Regions from separate parts of the Homo sapiens genome. Here region 2 is linked to region 1. Evidence: chromatin loops called from intact Hi-C (ENCODE). Cell type or tissue: B cell. All regions are shown on one strand. Links, peaks and the distances in the headings refer to the core of each region. The heading gives the core; the rest is flanking DNA.

The links. A loop is a pair of places that touch in the nucleus more often than their neighbours do. Peaks named below come from ENCODE experiments on the same cell type or tissue, not always from the same donor. Only the 100,000 strongest peaks of a DNase experiment are listed, where the experiment ranks them.
Region 2: it touches region 1 in a loop (5-fold over the local background); 2 of 110 quality-filtered maps call a loop at or near these places.

The regions. Positions count from the first base shown.
Region 1 is chr12:40,148,315-40,156,662 of GRCh38, forward strand. It overlaps LRRK2-DT (LRRK2 divergent transcript), which reads right to left. Exons shown (of 9, transcript NR_186757.1): 7 at 3,715-3,829. LINC02471 (long intergenic non-protein coding RNA 2471) reads left to right here and starts at 7,925. Exons shown (of 2, transcript NR_146526.1): 1 at 7,925-8,029. In B cell, for the core only: CTCF peaks have their summits at 4,665 (motif pointing right) and 4,874; DNase peaks (open chromatin) are centred at 4,677, 7,747 and 8,247; H3K27ac peaks cover 795 bases.
Region 2 is chr12:40,257,090-40,265,437 of GRCh38, forward strand. LRRK2 (leucine rich repeat kinase 2) reads left to right here. Exons shown (of 51, transcript NM_198578.4): 12 at 159-288; 13 at 2,391-2,515; 14 at 6,700-6,812. Among named protein-coding and RNA genes, the nearest start is that of LRRK2, 36 kb to the left of the region's middle. In B cell, for the core only: no CTCF peak of the experiment used is centred there; DNase peaks (open chromatin) are centred at 5,032, 5,692 and 6,972; H3K27ac peaks cover 1,702 bases.

The sequences.
Region 1 (8,348 bases), core at 336-8,335:
TTATTCAGTCCTGTGCACAGTTGTATAAGGCATGCCAAAAACTGTTCATGCCAATTTTTATGTTCACAAGGCAATAGATAGGGGTGTCCCTGCAGATGTGTCAGCTCCTATAGGTACTGTGGCATTTTATTTTAAATACAGTAAAAAAAACCTTTGTCTACTAAAAAGAGTATACCATAAATATTGGAAAAATTATTTATTGTTTGATAGAAATTTCTACTTTTCAATTTATTAAGTAACCAATAATTTTCAGGAATAAAACCATATACATGGAATAGAAGGAGAAAAAAATGACAAAATCATTCTAAAGCATTTCATAATTCATAATTTATGCATGTCAGTTGAGCTCACAGGTATCTGGCATTTCCTAAATCAAAATGACAGTGAAACTCCCCGCCCTTTGTAGCCTGGTATCAAAATACTTCACATAAAAATGAATTATGAGCAATGTAGCATAACTATACATATTCCTTTTGCAAATAGTTTATGTGAAACAAATATATTTCATTTTTTATGGTTTGATTGAGAAAACATGCCTTAGTGATATTGAATGGTCTGAGGTCACGGACTCAAGCAAATTAAATGTCAGTCTAAACTGTTATATGTATTTACAAAATTATGTCATTTAGCAATGTGGTTTACTCCTATTGGTGGGTAGGAACATACCTTTTAATTTTTCATTAGGAATATGACAGTATTACTCAACTTTTAAAAAATCCCTTTTGTAAAGTGACTTTTGATAAAATAGGAGTGCTATACCTTCCTTTAGTTATTTAGCAAAAAAACACTTCAGTGAAATTGGGAGGAACCTAGATCCTGGAATCAGACGTATTTGGGTTTGAATTATGAGCACTTACCAGATATGTGATCTTACACTTCTGTATTTGAGTTTCCCCATCTTTTAAATGCAGATACTAAGAATAGCTACTGCAAAGTATTATTGTGACAAGTTAATGTTATAATTCTTTTACATGCCTAGTATATTGCTCAGAGTATCATATATGCCTATTACTATTATCATTATTCACTTTCAAAGAAAATTAAGTACATTGATCAAAAATCATTATAATTTTAATTTTTTCACACTGCATATTCTCCCATGAACTCTGACACTCCCCTACTCTCCCTTTCTACCCCATATCCCCTCTTGCCACCTCAAGAATTATTAGACTATATACTTAAGATATTGAATCACATTCTGAACATCAATCTCTTATGATACTAATCTATGACCTTAGGACCCATACACAATTACCTTGTTTTTCCAAAGTTTGTTTCTTTAAATAGTATGTATGGATGAGCTTTTGGCTAATCCTGAAACATGCTGTTTAGAATAAGTAGTCTGAATTCCATTCATCTTTTTGCATACTAACTCTTGAACCTGAAATATGCTCTTCCACACCTAAGCATAATATAATGAACAAGCACTGGCTGGCATTTTATGCCACATATAATTACAATAATGGACCATCCAATTTATAAAGAAAAAAATATGTCCTTCTGTTCCTCCCAAGGGGTTAGATTACTGTGTTGAATGTTACACAACAGACAGAAGTGGCTTAGCCAAATATGAGCTCATTTTCCCCATGTACAAGAAGTCTAGGGGTAGGCAGACCAAAGATGATGCATTAGAGATGGTGCTAACAGAACTCATCAGACCAGGCTCCTTCTCCCTTCCTTCTCTGCCATTCTAGTGTCTTTTATCCTCTTGGTTGTAGGATGGCTGCCCCACCTCCAGATGTCATTTGCATGTCTCATATGGGAGGAGGAGAGCAGGATGAAGGGCAAAGGTGAATTTTATTGCGAAAACAATGACATTCCCACAAGCTTCCTACAGGAAGTTTCCTCCTGCATCTTGTAAGTCTAGATTACATGGGGGCAATTCTACCTTAAAAAGAGTCTATGGAGGAGAATTTTTAACTGGACACAGTGCTGTCCTTAAAATTTGTGGAATGAAGAAGAGATGAAATATTAGGCAGATAATCAGCAGTGTCTGCCACATGGATCAAGACATTTTTGCTTGATTTATAGAGAATGATACTGCAACATCATTATGCTACCAAAGTACACCAGCATCAGCTTAATAGGGAAACATCCTTTACTAATATAAAACATAATACCAAAAATATTCAGTTAATAAAAGGAAGTAAAGTTCAAGATTTTTAGTAAGTCTCAACAGAAGACTCAAATAAACTCTGTAGTACTATATATTAGTGTTAGAGACTTCAGTAGGAATCCCTATTATCTATTAATATCTACTAATCATCTATCTAACCACTTATCATCTATATATATATTGAGAGACAGAGAAATAATTATAGATGTGATTATATACATATATATGTATTATTAGCATACATACATGTGTTTCCTACTTCAGTTTGCTGGGAGAGCCTAGAAGCAATGACACCCTATAGCAATGAGCACACTAAGTCTCTAGATCTTGCTTTCTAAATATCAGTCACCAATAGAAACAATCAATCAGAGCTCCTTGAAGGAATTATTGATTCTAGGGCTGGGATCGGGTAAATACTAGATGAACCTGGATCATCTTTTAGTGCCAGAAGTGCTCAAAAGCAAGCAAGCAAGAAAACAAACAAACAACAAACACCCCCCACCCCCTAAAAAATGAAGGCATGTCAAAAGGTCACAGTAACAAACCTGAAAGAAACCACTATGGCCAAAGCTGGAATAATTTGGGCAGTGAAATAAATAATGTGGTAGTGAATTATAATCCAAAGTTTAAAACACCACACGAGTCTGTGCTGGTACAAAGAAATCATTGAACAAATAAATAAATGGGAGACAATTGGCAAATTTTCCTTCCAGAAAATTTCAAATAACATATGCAGATATTCTCTCCTCTCCCTTCCACCTTGAGTGTGGGCTGAACTCAGTGATGCTCTCCCAAAGAATAGTGAAAGGAAAAATAGCAACTTTCTAGTGGAAAAGCACAACCTTAACCTAGTGGTCAAGGTTCTCATCACCAGTGATAAGTTATGTTGATGCTATATACCCCTGCCTGATATGAAAACCCATAACTCCAGTCTAATCATGAGAAAAACATTCTTAGTGTATAACTTTTATCTTCTTGGTTAAAATTGAACTTGCTAACATTCTACAAAATAGATATTCCTTAAAACTGTGAAGGTCATGAGAAATAGGAAAATACTGAGAAACTTTCACAGAGAAGAGAAGACTAAGGAGACATGACGGCTAAATGCAATATGATATTCTGCATGGGAATCTGGGATAGAAGAACATCAGTGGAGAAACTAGTGAAATCTACATAAAATTTGGAGTTTAGTTAATAGGGATGTACCAGTATAAGTCTGTTAGTTTTGCCAAATGTAGCAGAATAATGTAAGATGTTAACATGAGGAGACACTGATTGAAGGTATAAAAAAATTCTTTACACTATCTTTGCAACTTTTCTGTAAATCTCAAATTGTTGCAAAATTAAAAGTTTTTAAAAAAACTTCCACATAGTTAAAACTGGAAGGGATAATAGCCGGTTCGTAAAGCTTTACAATAACAGTGTGAACTTATGACTAATGGTCTCCAAAGCATCTCAGAGTGGATCAATACAAACTGTTTAAGCTAGGTACAGTTATTATATCAATACTAGTCTGGTTCAGGCTCCAGATCCTAAGGAAACAGAAGTCCACGTGTAAAGAGATATTTAATTTGAACTTTTCACTAAACGGTACTTACGTATGAGATTTCTGGATAATTGTAACCTTTGCAAGGTCAAGTGAAAGCTGCCAGCAGTTGAAATTAATCTACTGTTTTCTTCAAAATCAGGATATTCACAGTTAGGAACCTATGCCTGCAAAAGGAATTTTGGTCAATTCTATGTCATTTTTCCTCACAAAATCATAGAATTACCTTGAGAAATTCCAACTAAAAAATTGTTTCTACTTAAGAACTACATTTGTAGAGCAACAGTGTTGGCAACCAGCTAACATCACTGTGGGATATCAGAATTTTAATCTTGCTTTCCCATTCATTCTTTCAACGACCTTGAAAAACTTATTTAATATGTTCCTTGGCCACTATATGAGGTTGATTAAATTCTGTAGATTAAAAAAAAAGAACAATTATATAATCATCAAAAAGCTACTTGAAATAAAAGTGTTAACATACATATTGTGGAAGGACATTATACCACTTTGTGGAAGTCATACAGATATTTATTTTTTCTCTAGTTTTCTATTTATTAAGAGCAAAGTTGAATAGAAGTAACGAAAAAGTCATTCTTGCTGAGAAACAGAACAAATTGAAGTGATGAATGAAGGTTAATCTTCAAAGATATCCCCTACAGAAAACACTCCAAATATTTTTTCTTGTAGAGAGACTTCCTCCAGAAACCCAACATGAACTTAAACATCCTAAGTTGCAGTTCCATAACAACCGTTAAACTTCAACTTTTAAAAACCTTCAAGAAATGAATAGTCTTGACTCTGCCAACTTAGAAATTAAGAGAAATCTCTTCAAAATATATCAGCATCCTTTTCTTCAGTCTCTGATCTTGAGTTAACTTTTGGGAGGCTTTTGAGGCCCCTGTCATCGAGGAATGCAAGCATGTATAATTCAAAAGAGCCTTGTAATTGTACAGGGACATTCAGGATTAATTATGCATGTTGCCACCTCGCAGAGGTCCACAAGGGGGCACTCTTTTGCTGAACTTTTCTATACATTTCAAGGTAAAAACAGACTATGATAATAGGAATTTGGTCTATATATATTTATTTGTTTCTCATGGTTCTTTCAATTGTATCCTAGTCAGTTTCCTCCTTTGCTATCTTTTTTCAGGTGATTCTTTTTTATTGTGATAAAATATACATAACGTAAAATTTACTGTTTTAAAGTGTACAGTTCAGTGGCATTAAGTACATTGACATTCTTTTGTAACCGTCATCACCATCCAGCTCCAGAACTTTTTCATTTTCCCAAACTGAAACTCTATACCCATTAAAAAATAACTCCCCATTTTCTCCTCCCCCAACCCCCAGCAACAACCATTCCACTTTCTGTGTCTATGAATTTGACTCTAGGTACTTTATATAAGTGGAATTATAAAGTTTCAATTGACATAATTTTTCAAAGTTCATCCCTGTTGTTCCAGATGATTCTCAAATGAACTTTTCAACAATTTTACTAAGTACCCAAAGTTTTAGGAAAAACTAGGCTAAAAGAAGCTGATATTATTGGCACTTCTATATATGTACCTGCTCTTTATTGGTCTTTTCTTCCTCATTTGTCCACATTCCTCAACTTCCTAACTGACTCACCATTGTTTAGTGAGTCAAATTCAACCAACCACCTTTTTTACTTAATTCATCACAAAAATTCCTGTCTTTCTTACCATGGGCTTCAATTCTCATTTAAATGACTGTTCATCTAACATTTGCAGTTGAACATAGTAGTAGCAACTCTATTTATTTATTTAAGACATGGTCTCCCTTTGTTGCTCAGGCTGGAGAGCAGTGGCACCATCTCAGTTCACTGCAGCCTTGACCTCACAGGCTCAAGCGATGATCCTTTCATCTCAGCCTCCTGAGTAGTTGAGACTACAGGCATGAGCCACCACGCCCAGCTTGGTAGCAACTTTTATACAAGGTCACAGCACCGAAAAGCAAAGATAACTGAGTATAAAGTACTTCCTGATCCAGTACTAATGAAGATGGGTGGGGGCAGAGGGTGGTGGCACTGCCTGGATTAAGTTTGTTTTAAAGTTCTCTCACATGATACTATATCCTCTTAGCCAAAAATTGTAAATTTCCTTTTTATTTTTATTTTTGTAGAGATGGGGGGTCTCTCTATTTTGCCCAGGCTAGTTTCAAACTCCGGGGCTCCAGGTATCCTCCTGCCTTGGCCTCCCAAAATGCTGGGATTACAGATGTGAGCCACCATGACTGGCCTGTAAATTTCTTCATATGGCCAGAGAAAGAAATATCAACTGGGAATATTTTAACCAGCTTCACATACTTTAAGCACTATATGGTCTTTGTTAATATCATTTTCCTCTTCTATATTGATGATGTTTGAAAACAAAGTGAACAGGCAATTAATCAAACAAAAAGACCTACAATGCCTTTCAGGGTCCACTGTGCTATCAAGTAAATAAATATTTTTGGAATAGCAGATTATTACACTGTAATGAGTTTAGCCTGAGAATACCATAGCCATTTAGAGTAGTTGGGGCTACAGGTATGAGCTGCTGCGCCCATCTTAGTAGCAACTTTTATAGAAGGTCACAGATAACGCCAAAACGCTAGCATCTGCTAGTGTGCACTGTATGCATGAGAGTCAGAGAAATTATTCCAGAAGAAAGACGAAAGGGGTGAAAGCTCTATTTAACTGCTCCCATTGCTTGATCCAGACACTTCTGACAGTCTGTTTTTACAGACATGGCAAAACAACACTTGGAAGTCATTTGAGAAAATATTCCTGGTATCACAGAGGTAGGCAAAAGGACAATTGATATCTGTTGAATATTTATGTTCATATTGATTAACTCTTTGAGGTTGCAGAAAGAATGAGTCTTCCTCCTCACTAGGCAAAGAGAAGACTGTTACAGAAGAGAGCATCTGACATGCAAAGCATAACACCGATAAGCGTGGCCAGGCCCAAGAGCAAGACTCAAACTTATTCTTTTTCTTAAAGAATCTAACCGCAGCCATGTTTTTCATTGTTATTTTAAGTGTGGGAGGGAACCCCTGCCTTGTTCTTTTTGAAAATCCTGATGCTTTGATAAAATAGTTTCTAAAATATTTCCTATCTACCTGCCCTGCTCTGTTCTGGCTATAATTACTAGGCTAGCCAAAAATAAACTCTCCCAAGTGTTACATCTAGTTGATTGTTGATTTCCTAGAGGGGGAAAAAATAAACTGTAGTAATTAATCATGGAAGCTTCTCTTTAAAAGAATGTTTACGTCATGGCTCAAGGCTCAAACTAGACCGGGTTTCTTATACTGCATATATTTTTGTTTTGTTCATTTTCTTCCTCTTTCCTCCCACCAAAAAACAAACAAACAAACAAACAAAGCAAAAAAAAACTGGAATCTGGTTTAAAGGGTCAAATGAGAGTTTTAGGTAGAAATACAAACTCTTGTTTCTTAATTCCACATTATATGTGGTTACTGTTTTGAGCTGGTGAAATTTGTTGAACACTTAGAATAGTCATCCAAGAACCAGGGGGGACAGAATTTTAAACCAAATAGTCAGTGATTTAGATATAGTTTTAAATTTTTAAAGCTTATTTGACTTTACAGTTCCATTGAATGTAGGATGCTCCATTCTTTTGAAGACATAGGACAATTTGTTTGTTTCTGGACCAGACAAATTTGGATTTCCTAGACCACCGAATAATAATAATAATAATTGCTAACATGTACTTAACTTGCACAAGGTGCAGTAACATGAATATCATGTGGATTGTCTTATGCAGCTCTCCAAATAATGCTGTAAGGTAGCATTGTGGAAACTGAAACCCCTAAAAGTTAACTTGGTGGTAGCTTGTAATTGAGAAATAGAATGTAAACCAAGGTGGTTATACTTAATGCCCTGTGCTCTTAAAACAGTATCATGCTGCCTCCTTGGAGGAATCCTTAATTCAAGTAGGAAGATTTTTCCTTATTACATCTTTGCGACTAAGTTACTGTTTTTATGACTTTAGGCAAATCAATTGAACTGAGCAAGGAAGGTCTTGATTCAATGATTTCTCAAGTCCTTTTTCCTTTTTTTTTTTTTTGTCAAGGGAGTGTCCTCTAGCTGAGTGAAGTCATTTTTCCTTGAATGACTGACAGAATGGCTTTGGTTCACCTGTAATTCACAGTTTAGCTGATCCAGTGTACTGTAAAGTCTGTTTCACTCCACCAGCCAACAAGGAGCAGGCGGCCGTGGTTTTCTCATGTTCTGGGGGAAGCTGTTTGTCAGTGTTAACCTGGCTAACTTTGGACAGCTGCAACAACAACATCTATCCCTTGGCATATGGTGTGTTTAGATGCTAAACACTGCCTCATCTGTGAGTACTTCAGTTTTTGTTTTTCACACGAGCCGGGTGAATATAAAAATAGAGGTAAATAAAAAGAAATAACTGAATCAGCAACCTGGAATTTTCTCTCCTCTGATTAAAGACTGTTGTTAACTGAAAATGCTCCACTAGTTGTTTGAGGGTTTAAGACAGAAAAAGTGGGATGGAGGTGTTTGATAATTTGGTTGCTATGCAACCACTTTACAATTATGTAAGCTCCTACCATATGAGGTGATACAGAAAGGGTGGTAGAGTATGCTGACGCAGTGAGCACACAGAAGACTTTTTTCATGTGACAGAGCCAGAGTCT
Region 2 (8,348 bases), core at 196-8,195, 110 kb after region 1:
AAACATGAATTATCTTTAAGCTGTCAATGAACTATAAATTATGTGTGCTCTTGTATATGCTTTCCTGTAAATTTGGACTATATTAATATTCTAAAGCTTATGGTAAAATTATGAAAATATGCTTTCATATCTATAAGTAACATTTTAAAAAATCTCAGTTAATTTCAGAAAAATACTGTTATCAAAAGGAATACACCTGAATGTTTTGGAGTTAATGCAGAAGCATATACATTCTCCTGAAGTGGCTGAAAGTGGCTGTAAAATGCTAAATCATCTTTTTGAAGGAAGGTAATATAGATTCATTAACTTGTACAGAATATATCATATTGGGCCAGGTAGAATATCAATATTTCAAGCATATTTCTAACAATGAAAAGAAAAAGAAAAACATAAGACACTTGAAAACTGAAGCATTTTGCAATGTAATCTCGTGTCACTAGTACCATAGACTTACTTTATCTGAACACTGAAAGGAATGGCAAGATTGTGGAAACATGTTGAAGGTTTGCTTTTGAACCTGATGCTTGATGTTGACTATATTTTGAAAAGTGGTAATTGTATAGCACATAGCATACAGCAGTTTTTCTAATTATTGTGTGTGTGAAAGTTATAAAAGATAAAATCAGTTTATGGCTAAATTTTGCTCTTTCACAACGAATATATTATTCCTTCATCTGAATGAACTTTGTCTTCTCTTCCTGCTCTCAATCCTTAGTTAGGGAAAATTTTAACTACATCTAGTCCAAGTGCAGAGATGCTAAGATTATATAGCTGGCGGTTAGTGGCACAACAGAGACCATATCCTTTGATCTATGTGTGGATGGTGGTGGGGCAGGGTGGGATGAGGTGGGGGTGAGGGGTGGTAGGTGTGGGCAGAACTCTCATGTGTAAAAAAAATAATTGGCACAGAAGTTGCAGTGAAAACTAATTTTGTTCCTGGTTTTGCCACTAATTTGAGCCAACTGTTTCATCTCTAAAACTTCACGTTCCTCATTGATAAAGAGGAATGATAATAACAACTTTGAAAGTTGTAAGCTTAGAATGTAAGGATTAAATAAATTAATTTTTACAAAGGGATTAGGATAATGCCTGCTGCATTTTAAGCACTCAACAAATTGTGTCTATTGTTGTTATACTGTTACTAAGTGTGAATAAATGAAGTGCATATAGCATGAAATGTAGCGTAACTGCAGACTTGTAAGAAGTAGGGTTACACTGTTTTTAACATCAGTCTAACTAATCTATGTTTATATATCTTTCTAAGCTGTATTTCTCTTATTTAAGTGTTGTTTTTGAACACTGAGATGAAAAGTTTATCTTAAATGTTGATTTTAATGGGGCCGGAAGTGTGCAAACCTTTACAAATGAGGCAAAAACACAGCGGAATAAACTCCAGTCTAGGATTCTGTAGATTCTGGGCAAGGCATTTAATGTTTCTCGCTGCATGCTCTTACGTAAAATGTGTACAGTTGCAGCCCTGGAGATTCCGCATTGGCTCTGACAGTGTGTCTGCCCCTACAGAACTCATGTGAGTCGAGAGACTGATAAGTAAACAGATTATTATAATACAGTCTCAGAATGCAGTGGCAGTAGTGTGTAAAAGACGCAATGGTAAGAGTAGAGTGGACTCAGCTGGGGTTACCCAAGGAGGGGAGGCTCCAATGGAGGGATGTGTTTAAACTGGGACTTTAAGTTGGAAAAGAAGGAATGTATCTCAGTGTCCACAGAACCATGCAAAGTGAGAACATGGTTCTGATATGCACAAGTTTCAGTTAACAAGCAAAGCAAGGATTGACTGTATTAAAGTTCATAGTACCTACTGCATTCTAGTCAAGTGACATTTGCTCATATGTAAAAGAAAGAATAGCTTAAATACCTGAGAGAAACCAAGACTGTAAAACAAATTAAAAATAATTAAAAATACCTTATAAGAAGTCCAGTGATGTTAATCTGGAAGAGGAAGGTTCGTGTGATGTAAAGAGGCCTTGTCTTGGGGTCAGACAAGTTTGGGTACCAGCCTTGTCTCTGTCACTTTCTAGTGATAAGACCTGAATATTTAACCTCTATCTGTCTAAGTTCTTCATGTAGAAAATGGGGATAATAACACCTACCTGCTGGGATTGTTGTTATTGACCCATCGTAGGTCAGAAGGATGTTGTTAGTTTTATGAAGTGAAATAATTCCCGGATTACTATGAATTCTATCTTATGAGTTCAAAGTTTAGACAATTAAAATTATGTATGCTCATACTACTGATTTCAAATGCATTTTCATATAGTCTTTCCTGATAAAATATATTGGTTCTGCCCTCCTGTACTTATTTCAATTTGGTGTTTATACCATTGAATCAGATCAGTCTTTCAATAAGCATGCCAATTTTATATCCCCAGCAACACTTCCCTGGATATAATGGCAGCAGTGGTCCCCAAAATACTAACAGTTATGAAACGTCATGAGACATCATTACCAGTGCAGCTGGAGGCGCTTCGAGCTATTTTACATTTTATAGTGCCTGGTAAGTTACATAGTTGATTGTGGGAAGAGATAACAATTTAAATGGATTTTTGATTTTTCATGAAATAGCAATATTCTAGGCAAATATTAAAAGACTAGTTTCTGTCGACTAAATGTAAATCTTTCTGTTAAACCAAAAAGAGGTTAAATATGATGCAGAAGAGTCACTTAGATTAATTTTTATAAGAAAGCAATATGAATTCAGTAATTTATTTATACAAAGTAACTACAATGTAAAATGTGGAGCTTTTATTTTTAAGGAGGGTGTTCATCTCTGATAATTCTTTTCTATTTTTGTTGCCATGACCTGAGTTCAAGCTTTTTTTCTCTTGTTTGAATTGTACTATTAGCTAATTTTCATACCTGTTCTCTTCCTTCATTTCTATCCTTTTCTTACTCTATGATTGAATTAATCTTTCTCCAATGTGGCTTGTACTCATTTACCTCAATGGCTTCCACCCTCCACCCACCTTTAATTGTTACTGACATCTGTTATCACCTTATTTGTTCTCCAAAGCCCCTTTAAAACACCTATGTCTGTATTCATCCAACACATTTATTAAGTGCTTCTTATGTTCTAAGCACTGTGATGCTGTTAAACTTTAAAAGATGAATTGGAAAAAAAGCACAACTGTACTATTATAGGAGCTTAGAGGTAGATGGAAGTGTAAATAGATAATTAACAGGCAGCGTGAGAGAGGCGATGATAGATGCATATATAAAAGGCTTTGAGAATATCGATGGAGGCACAAATAATTTCTTCAAAGGAGTAGGACAGAGATTGTAATATTTGAGGTGGAAGGGTAGATAGAGCTGGCCTGGTAGAAAGGCCAAGGAAGACATTTCAAGCAGAAGAAAGTGCACATGGTCGGGGGTGAGTGAGGCATGGAGGATAAGGAGAGGAGTGCTTGGGGATGAGTGTGGAAGGAAAGGCTGAGGCCCAAAGAAAAGGGCCTTGAATGCAGTGCTAAAAATTTTTTGCCTTTTAAAAATGGAAGCCAACCCAAGTTTATTAAAATTGTTTGCAGATTGTAGTGTCACACCGAAATTTGCAACTAAAGACAATAGCATTGTGGTGCAGAGGATGATAGACAGGGAGAGAGACTAGATACAAGGAGATTGGGTTGGAGGTCCATGGTAGTCAAGTGAGACCCAGTGAAGGGACCCAGCAATGGAAACACAGATGAGAGGGCAGATTGGACAGATGGTTGGGAGATCTGTTTGATGTGACATCGTGATCCCTAAGTATGAGGGATGATACTTTGTTCTGTGAAGTTCCCAATCTTTTGAAGTCATTTTTGCTTTGTTCTTTTAAAATGAAATCTTCCTAAATCTATCATTTTCTCTAGTTATATAGGTATTTTGTTTCTCTGTATAAGAGTATTACTCAATATAAAAGTTTTTTCAAGGACAGAGCTTTCTTCAGTCATTTTTTTCTGGGCCCCCCAGTCCTCTGGTGGCTATTCAATCAGTATTTTAAAAATTGAATCATGGTGTCCTATTCATAGTTTCAGCTTAGTTTTGAGACGTAATGTAACAGATGTAATTTTACTTGAAAATATTATTGCATGTTTTATTGAATTTTATTTTTAGATTGTAATTAAAAACAATAAAAATGCCTTTTGATTATCCTTAAAGTTGACAGCCTTATTCTTTTGAGGGAGGTTTTGGGTTTTAAAGATAACCAAAGGACACTCAAAAACCGTTTCTGTTAGTTAATAAAATAATACTCTTTTAGTCCAAAAGCAAGTTTTGAATACAGTATTTCTTTTCTTTTATTGTTCTTAAACTGATCCTGAAGGAAAATTGTTAGTTAACAATCAATCAGATGTATTATGGGTGCCCTTGAAAATAATCACTTGAGGACTGTACTTAATGTAAAAAAATACATTTTATAAGCATATCAGTATGTAAGTACATTCTTCTAGTAGGTAAAGGCTTAATCATTTACTGTATGCTAACATATTATACTACCACAGTACACCATACTGTACTGTACCCAACGTAATGTACCATGCCGTGCAGTACCGTATCATTCTAGGTATCAACAAGTAACTATGGTAGCAATACTCCAGTAGTTTTGAGGTTGAATATGATTCTGGTTTGAACATGTTAAGTTGAGGTTCTTATGAGATACCTAGGTGTACATGTATTCATTTATTAGCTAGATTATATTCAGGTTTTTTAGTGGCAAAGATGTACATTATGGCAAATGTGTATAATTTAGGGTCCAATTAAGGATAGCATATTGCATCTAGTGCATATATCTTAAGTTTCTTTCAATCTATTACTGTACTTTTTCTCTTCTACTTTATAATAACTTGTTATATAGACATTGAGCTGGTTGCTTTAAGAAAATAATAATGAAGACCCAGTTACTTTAATAAAATATCATTTGACTTGTTTCTTGAGTTACTGCTAGTTTTAGAGGAAATAATGTGAAATTCTTTAAGAAGGGATATAGGCAAATTGGGAAGTATATAGAGGAGAGTGATTAGGGAGATAAAAGCACATCAAAAAGAGCAATAAGAGGAACTGAGATTGTTTTATTTGAAGAAGAGATGACTCAAAGGGATATGAAACTCTATTCAAATCTACTTACTTATAACCAGTAACAGTAATAATACCAAACAATATGGAGGACTTAAAAAGTATTAGGCATTGTTTGAAGTATTTTAAGTATATTATCTCTTCTGATTCTAACAGCACTCCATGAGGCAGATATTATTATTATTATTATTTTGGTATTGTATGGACTACAAAACTGAGGCATAGAATTGTAGAGATTTTTAAGGTCAGGCCTGATATAACAGCACCAGATTTTCAGCTTATGCAGGCTGACTCCAGAGTAGGCATTTTAAAATAAATATTTGTGCAACAATCTTGTCCTGAACAACTGTTGTATTTAAAGCACTATGTCTAGAATCCTTAAGGTATCGGGAGATGATGAGATTATGGATACTGCTCTCAAAAAAATTTACAGTCCACACGACCTAAAGGACTGTTATGTAGAAAGGAAATTATATCCATTTGAATAGTAGGACCTCAAGTGATAGAACAAAGACTGGAGAAGAAATTTACAGGAATGTTCATTTGGTCTTAATTTAAGGAAGATGTTAAATAAGACCCATTACATGTAGCATGATGTTTTTACTACTCAGGCCAGTTTTAGTGGTCACATCTTCTTAAGGTGTAATAGGCAGCCTCAGAAGTTACTGTGGTCTTGCTCACTGGAAATGATACACAGACAGTTTAAGGGACTTGCCCCAGACCACACGGCAAGAGGTGAATGTCAGAACCTCTTTGAGTACATTTTAAAATAAGGACTGAAAGTTGGAGGAGGGTGGTTATCAAGGCTGCCTTCCTTACCATAGTATTCCCAGCATTAACAAAATCCTTGGCATGTAATTGGAATTCAGATGCTTCTTAAATAAATGAAAAGCCTGTTGTAGCCAGCTTACAGTTTGCATTAATGCAGATTATTAAAGTGGAAGATCATAAATGATTTTTTATTAATATTTATGTCTATAATCTTAGGTTTGGAAAACATTATTCATTCATAATAATTTTAATTATATGTTACATTACCACATTTTTGACTTGTAGTGTTTTTAGCATAGTTCAGCTACAGTGTAGCTTAATAAAGAATATGATTTTTTAAAATAGCAATGCTATTATATAGCCTTTACAGAACTTCTAAAAAATGACATGTTCTCTACCACCTTAATACTGAAACTCAAATCTTATTTTTTGCTACGATTATTCCAGCTACTCTTTTTTGTCTATATTTCATTTCTGCCTTTTTATGTTGTGGTCCAAGTAACTCTGAGCTTTTCTCATGTTGTCCATTGTTGCATAAAAATCTTCCAGCATCTTAAAGCACAGCCTACTCACACAAAAAAGTGATTGTTTGCTACAGAAAATTTCTTCACCATCGTAATTTTTTGCTACTTCAAATTCAGTAAGCATTCTTACACATTATATTTATTTTATATTCAGTGATGAACTATTTTTATAGATTCCTTAAAATTTCTGGTTATTTATTTGATAAGGAAACATGTACTAGAAAAAAGTACAACACATATATTGTGAGATTAATTATGACAATTTCTAGAAAGTAACAGTCTGTTCAACTCAAATGTTTATAAGAAAATTCTTTCTTTATTTATTTATCTGTGCATTTAGGCATGCCAGAAGAATCCAGGGAGGATACAGAATTTCATCATAAGCTAAATATGGTTAAAAAACAGTGTTTCAAGAATGATATTCACAAACTGGTCCTAGCAGCTTTGAACAGGGTATGTTGAATATAAGTTTTCTGTATTTATACTATTAACTAAAATATTAAATTTGGAGAACTAGGGGCGCTTTTTCAGTCTAAGTTTTCTGTTCTCCGTTTGCTATGATAGGAGGAAGTCATGTGGTTAGAGACATAAGATGACAGTGGGGATGTGGGAAGTGAAAAGATATGTACTAAGCTAAGTCCAGCTAAGTGTATTATCAATTATAGATGTAGGCAAGATTCTTTTGATTGCCAGTAACATAAATCCACTCTAGTTTGCTCAACCAGAAAGAGAACCAAAGAGCCATATATGCAGCTAGACCTTGTGAGTCATGCTGGGTACTATGGCTGCTGTTTTCTCTTTCTGTCCTCTGGCTACTTGTCTTTCTTTTCTGGTCTCATAGTATATGGTTTAGCCCATGAAGACATACCAGTGTTAACAGTAAAGTCTTCGGCTGGGCACAGTGGCCCACACCTGTAATCCCAGCACTTTGGGAGGCTGAGGTGGGTGGATCACGAGGTCAGGAGTTCGAGAGCAACCTGGCCAACATGGTGAAACCCTGTCTCTACTAAAAATACAAAAATTAACTGGGCATGGTGGCACGTGCCTGTAATCCCAGCTACTCAGGAGGCTGAGGCAGGAGAATCGCTTGAACCCAGGAGGCAGAGGTTGCAGTGAGCTGAGATCACACCACTGCACTCCAGCTTGGGCGACAAGAGTGAGACTTCGTCTCAAAACAAAAACAAAAACAGACAAACAAAAACAGTAAAGTCTTCTTTGATTCCCTACGCTCCTTTTCATTGTTCTCCGGAGAAATAACCTCTGAAATGATTTGGTATACATTGTTTCCATTTTTTAGCATTTACATATCCATGTTCCTACATTATAATTAAAGTATCCATAAATCATACTGAGTATGAAAAAGAGAAGAAGGGAATTACATTTAAATTGTGTAATGCAAAAAGTATTGGTGGAATTAAGAAGTTTTGGAAATTTTGCATAAGATGAATTGGTTCTTTATTAAAGATGTTAAGAATAAAGACATAATTAGTGTGAACATTTTTATAAAAGGAGGAGCCTATTTAAAATAATTAATGGAAATGATTCCATGTGATTTGATATACTTTGATGAATGTCATAAATTAATTAAAGTGGCTTCCAGAGAGATCTCCCTTAAAAATTCATTTTAAATTGAACTTTATACTGTCACTCACTGCCTATAATATGTTTGAGTCATTTATACTCAAACTTTAATACAATCCTTGAGTATGGCAAGAATTTATGTTGTAATGGGTTAAATTTATCTTGAGAAATATTTGTTGAAAATAAGTATATGGAAGGAAGGGGTTAGGCATTTAGAAGATAAATAAATATGCTTTGTACTCTTCTCTCCTGAATCTCATAAGCCGGTTGTTGATGGCTGTTGTGAAACCTTGGTTCTTTTCTTTAAACAAGAGACACACAGCAGAGGAGATGCAGCATCGAGTAATTTATTGCAAAAGAAAAAGAATATTTTGCAAGTTAAGTGAGGAATAGACACTTATACCCTGA